Regions from separate parts of the Mus musculus genome. Here region 2 is linked to region 1. A link is a contact called in ENCODE Hi-C data. All regions are on one chromosome and are shown on one strand. The core of a region is the stretch at or near the end of the contact, and the rest is flanking DNA. Distances in the headings are between cores, read along the strand shown.

Region 1 (3,065 bases), core at 243-2,742:
AGCTGAAGGTGACAGCCTTGGTGGAAGAGTCAATCAAACCCTCCACCCCTCTAGCAGCCCTTTGCCAAGCATAGCCCTAAGTCCAGCCTTCAGCTTCTACCCTACACCATTCCTCAGGCCTGAGCACGGGAGAGACAAGATTTGAGCCACATCCTGGAAATGGAGAGGAGGCCCAGCAGACTGACTCATTTCAACAACCAGAGGAAAAAAACATGAATTTGCAAGGGCCTCCCAAAAAGCTGCTGCTCTGGGGACAGCAGGTCATTTTCAGAGAACCATCCAGAGGAATTCACTAGTTCCTGTTTCCTCTCAGAGACTCAAGTCTGTAACAGTTGGCATTCAGAGGACAGGGTGTGTAGGCCTGGGCTCTAGCATACCAGGAAGCCCAGGGTATTAGGATGATTAAGCACAAGGGCCATTTACCAAGTGCTCCATTTATGCCAGGTACAGACAGCATTAGGACAGCTGACCAGCTCATTCAGCCAGCCAAGGCAGCCAGGGGAAGTGGAGGATCATTTCCCTATCTCCATTTCCCCAATGCGGAAACTGGGCTCAGGAAGGGCCAATCAACAGCCACCCCATGATCAAGCAGCAGCAGACTCAAAGCCCTTGGCTCTAAGGACTGAAGAGACCCAAGTCTTAGTTTGCCAGTCTACGGGGCTGTGGGGGTAGAGGTGGATGACACCACCACCAGTCCAGTCCAGTCCACTGAGCCTCCAAGGTGTGGCTCCTGGGCAGAAGGGGCGTGGCTCCCCTCTCCCCAGGCCAACTGACTGGGAGGTGAGGGGGCGGAAGGGCAAGAATTTCCCGACTCTGAAGGTAGCTCGCAGGGTAGGGACGGAAGCAGGCCCCGCCGGGCACAAGAGTACTCACATCGATGTTTCTTAGGATGACGCACTTGCCATTGGTGTAGAGGAAATGATCGCCCTTGGGGTCTCCACCGAGGATCTTAGAGACGCCCCGCTCCACCTGGGGGAGGCTGGCGAACACCTTCTCTGGGGAGATACAAACCCGGCACGGTGCATGAGGGGCAATCCCGGCCTCGCGGGACCCAGGGAGTTGCAGTCAGTCAGCGCTGGGGGTCCCGAGCCGGTCACCTGTTGCCGCCTGCGGGCACGACCGGCGGACTTCCCGGGCGGCGGCGGTCAGGCCCCGGGGTCCCTCCCGCAGCTCGGCCGGCCCAGTCCACAACGCCCACTCCGGGGTCCCCGGCCCGCACCCCCGCGGCCGTGCAAGACCCCGGCCGCGCCCTCCCGCCTGCACCCGACCCCAGAAGCCGGCGGCCGCGCGCGGAGGCCCACGCACTCACTGATCTCGTACGGCATCCTCGCCCACTTGTTACGGCGCTGCGCTCGAGTGGAACCTCGCAGTGGCCGAGCCCAGGGACAGCGCGGAAGGCGGCGCCGGGCGTGCCGGGCGCGGAGGGGGCGGTCCGAGACCCGGCTCCGAGACCCGTACGCGCCTGCCCCGCGCGCTACCGCTGCGGACAACCCAACCCGGAAGCGCGGCCCCGGCGCGGCTCGCCCCCAGCTTTGACCATATATAGTCAAGCGCTCGGCTCGGAGGCTGCAGCCCCACGAGCCTGCGCGGACACCGCCCCGCCCCGCTTGCGGGCCCGCCCCGGAAGTGACGTGACGCGACCCGTGAAAAGGCGGCGCGGAGGGTTGTAGGTGCGGGGCGGGAGGGTTTTTTTTCTTGGGCTGTCTGCCTTTGCACCGGGAGCCTTCTTGTGGAGCAGATCTTTCTCGAGCTTTCCAACGCCAGCTTGGCGCCCCGGCTTGCAAAAGACTTGAAGCCACTGGGCGTATGGGGTTTTGTTTGTTTGCCTTTCACTGGGTATGTTTAGGAACTTCCCCGTCTCACTCCCTCTCCCTCCTGCATGAAACTTCCTAGTAGCAAAGAAGCCAAGAATAAAGAACTGTAATTCTTAAGGATGGCAGGGGTTGTTTCCTAACACGCTCTGGGGAGGGCGTGAGGGTGGAATTCTTTTCATGGAGAGGGAAAGAAAGCAAAACCTGGAATTTTCTGAGTCTCGCAGGTTTTGATTAGGGCAAGATGAAGTCCTCTGGTTACTTGATTGAAAAGTTCTGAAGCCCTAGTTGGAAACCCGGAAAGTGGGCTTTCAAAGGAGAGCTCTTAGGAATTTGCAGCAAATGAAAAAGTCCATTTCTGCTTTGGAGCCAGGTTTGTTAATTACCCTGCGGACCAGTCCCACCCCACTCTCCTGGTTCACCTGGACACCCACCTGATTCTCCTCTAGCTTATCTTAATCTTAACTGCCATCTAGTTAGCAGTTAAATGAATTTATAGCCTATAGGAGTGCCCAGGTTTCGTAGAGAAGAGTTTAAGTGTACTCGGTAGGTCCTGTGTGGGAACCTCAGTATTTTTTGAAAAGTCTGTTTTCCTTAGTACCTAGTCTCTTGTGCTGATAGACTAGTATTTTTAAGGTTCTATGAATGTTACCCCCTGCCCTCTGTGACCTTTTGTTTGCCAGGATTGCTTGTCTAGGGATCCCACCTGTTATGTTTTATATAAAAAAAGAAAAGAAAAGAAAAAGAAGCCAGGGATATGTTTGGTGGAGGTGCAGTATGTTGTGGGGGAAAGGGGTGCCTCTGAGGGCCCATCCTGAACTGAGGCATCCCCTCCCCCTGAGGTACCAGCCACAGAACAGTATAATATGGAAATAGCTTATTTAGGACATGGGGAGGAGAGTTGAGGGGATAGTAGAGACAGAAAGACAGAGTAGAGGCCAGCCATGAACATTTGGAGTTGGTTTGGGGGGGGGGGGCGGGGATCCGGAAGAAAAGGGACAGAAGAGGAAGGGAGCAAGAGAAGAGAATGAGGAAGGGGCAAGTAGCCCCTTTTATAGTGAGTCAGGCATACCTGTTTGTTGCAGGGAACTGTGGGGTGGTGCCTAGAAGGAATGCCAGTACCACCTGGTTAATTTCTCTCAAAAGTGGTGACTTCCAGCTACTATCTCAATGATTCACCTGTCTGTCCCAGCCTTTACACTGCAACTTCCTGGGGTCCTTAGTTTGCTTTCCCCATTTGCATTGTTGATGTTG
Region 2 (3,192 bases), core at 239-2,738, 3.1 Mb after region 1:
TTTTAAATGGAAAGCAAGTTCAGTTGTTCACTGAATGCAAATGAATATATGAAACAAAAACACAATGTGTGGCTAAAAAGAAAATCTAAGTAATGAAACCTATAAAAATATTCTAGCTTTTGTTGAATTAAAGTTTAGAAATAATGCTGATGTACAACAATTTGCTTCTTCGAAACGTTTAAGTGCACTTCCTAAACAGAAGCAGCCAAGCTCTGTTCTTTGCTCAAAAAAAAAAAAAAATAGCATCACATTAGACTGTTTTCTTCGGGACAGTGCTCTACGGGCAAGTATCCTGGGAACCCAAGGAATGGAATAACAGAAGACTCCAATTTTTGCAATTAGAATGAAACCGTGTGTAGCGGCCCTTGGAGCCCAAATTTCAGAACCAAAGCACGAAAGCGTGTGCAAAGCTTCCTTCCGGGAATGATGCAAAAGCTGTCACCACAGAAACCAGGTCCAACTCCAGCGCAGTCCCAGAGGCGGGAGAAGACGGGACGCTGGCAGGGGCAGAGGAAGAGGAACTTAAGCTACCTTCCCCAGGAGTGCTGCGACAGGTGTGAGGGCGCCCGGAGAAGCCGGCATGGCTTTAGTGGGAAGGTTAACCCGCAGTCGCTCGGAGACGCTAGGGACCCTCTCCCTAGAGCAAGTACCAGGCACCGAGGCAATGTTTATCCCATGTCAGTTCACAACTTCGGGTCGAGAACTTGGACCTAGGAGGCAGGGGACTAACTGCCTGCGGGTCCTCTCCTGCACGCGCCCATTCATCCCAGCAACCAACGGTCGCAGAAGGCTAGGCTTTAAAGTCCCTGTGTCCCCCGACATCCTCCTGCCCAGCACGGGAGCTCAAGAAATACCTATTGAATGAACCCTTGCACGGACGGGTGCTAAGAATGGAACTAAAGTGAGAGAGGACACTCAAGAGGCAGCTAGCGTGTGGGGAGGGCCCTCGGCCAGAGTGCATCGTCGCCATTCGTGTGGGTCCGGGTGGTGGCCCCCACCCCAGGAGCTGGCCTGGTCCCGCGGGCCGGCTGGCGGGCGGGCGGCGGGCACGCGCACAGGGCGCAGGCGCGAGCAAGGCCGCGGCCTGAGGCGAGCCAGGCCAAGGCTGGGGAGGACGCAGTGCTGGACAGCGCTCCGCTCCCCGAGGGCCCGACACGCCCGACCCGGACCACGCTTTCTGCAACCCAGGGAGCCGGGTCCGCTGGAGGACTGACCTTCCCCGAGGTGCCGTCCCCCAGCACGACGATTTTCAGTTGCCGGTCCTGGCTCTCCTCCTCAGAGTCTGACATGGTGTCCGAGGATGCTGGCCTGCCCCCGAGGTGGAGGACGGGAAAGAGGAGGCCTCCGGGGGCGGGGGTGAGGAGGCCGGCGGGCTGCACGAGCGGGTCCCCCGCCCCGGCGTCTCCTCCGCCCTGAAGGAAGCCAGGGAGAATCACTCACCGGCCGCCATCTTGCCCTCCTCCCCTCCCCCAGCAGGGCTCCGCCCCCCGGAAAGCCCCGCCCCTAGCGTCACTCAAAAGACGTCCCGTCCCCGCTCCAACCATCACACTGCAATGGGGGAGTACGTAGACGCAGACCGGGCGTCCCGGTTTGCTCGTGGGGAACATTGGCTAGGAGACAAAAGCAAGTTTTTTTTTTTTTACAGTGAAGTGAAACCACATTAGAGAAGAGTAGCTCTCGGGTGCCCTGTCCTTCTTTCTTGTTTTCATGAGGTCTGAGAACATAACTCACATGATTGATTTAGTCCAAGGGGGCGGGGACATGGTGAGGTTTTGTTGCCATGGAAGCCTGGAGCCTGAAAGAGGCGCGGGGGCGGGGTCTGTTTCTGGGCAGCCGGGGACGCTTCGGGCTGCGCGTGCACAGGATCCTTCCTGTCGGTGAAGGTGAGCACCCACCAGGAGGTTGGTATGCTAGTGGAGCTGCTGGAAACTGCTAAGGCCACAGCTGAGGGGGAGACATTTAGAGTGACCTGGGGCTCTAGTGCTGGCTCCTTTTACCCTCTTTAACTCTTCGCGTTCTAAAGACCCAGACTCTAATTTCATTAGTAAGACAGAACTGAGTGAACCATCATAGTCTTTACCTCTGCAAGCCTCAGAGTGGCCCTGGAGCCCTGGGGTTCCCGTGTCGTTAAAACAACCTTCCATAGTAGGATCAGGGCCTCCTTTGCCTGTGTTACCTTCAGGATCTCACAAGTGTAGTTTGCTGGAGGAAAATTGTTGTGTATGAAGTTCCAGAGAATGATGCTGCTATATAAAATGAAACCAGTTGTGTGTAACAACAGTATTTTAAATATCTGTGACAAGCTAAGAGCATTTAAATGAGAGTTTAAATATTTAAAGCCATTGTTTGTAAAGTAAAAAGGGGAAAGATCTTGTGTATAAGACTTGAACATTTCCAAGAAACAATCTAAAGGAAAATAGAAGTAAAACACAAAATACAAAAATGTCATTGGATTCTCAGGTACAGCATTCATAACAGGACCAGGTAGTAGACCCCTGCAAAGAGTAAACAAAAAGTTGTGAGAAGAATCCCAGGCATTTTATGAAATCAGGGATCTTTGCAAATACAACACTGGTTTTAACATAGCTTTTCGGGATTATTACAAACTATTTTAATACCTGCACATTCAAGGAGTGTGTTCATTCATGAAACACCTAAACTATAGATGGGTAACATCTAGTCCTTAGAATAATCTCTCATAGTTTCTCACTGCAAATTCCAACTAACTACATCCTAATACCATTGCTCTACCATGTATGACTTCTCAGATCAAACCAAATCTCCCCACACTAAAGATGTTTAAGGTGACTCAACAATGCTTAATCTTTCAAGTATCAGTGATCGTTGCTTTCTTCACAACACTTCTGAGCATTGAGGACATAGAAGAGAACAAACCTATGGGACTTAGTCTGAAGGGTGTAGTAGTAGACTACATCACGTAAAGATATCAAGGTCTCCTTAGCGAATAGTAGCCTGTGTAAAAGATGTAATTTCCAGATGTGATTACAGATCTAGTAACAAGAAGACTATCTAGTAAGACTTCAATTCATTCACATATATCCTTATAAGGAAGAAATGGAATCTGAGTTGGCTCAGACAGAGAGACAGAGAGAGACAGAGAGAGAGAGCAATATAACCATGAAAACAGAGATGGCAGTGATGGAGCCACAAACCAAGGAATGCCGGTGGCCA

What was found. Hi-C counts contacts between places; a loop is a spot of excess contacts on that map.
Region 2: a map of heart shows a loop between it and region 1 (10-fold over the local background). The contact joins the promoter of Rab28 here to the promoter of Wdr1 in region 1. A Hi-C loop is called at or near these places in 2 of 37 maps with a recorded cell type or tissue (heart and left cerebral cortex).

The regions. Positions count from the first base shown.
Region 1 is chr5:38,560,207-38,563,271 of GRCm38, forward strand. Wdr1 (WD repeat domain 1) reads right to left here and starts at 1,493. Exons shown (of 15, transcript NM_011715.3): 1 at 1,310-1,493; 2 at 874-995. The coding sequence starts at 1,325.
Region 2 is chr5:41,706,691-41,709,882 of GRCm38, forward strand. It overlaps Rab28 (RAB28, member RAS oncogene family), which reads right to left and starts at 1,489. Exons shown (of 7, transcript NM_027295.3): 1 at 1,215-1,489. The coding sequence starts at 1,289.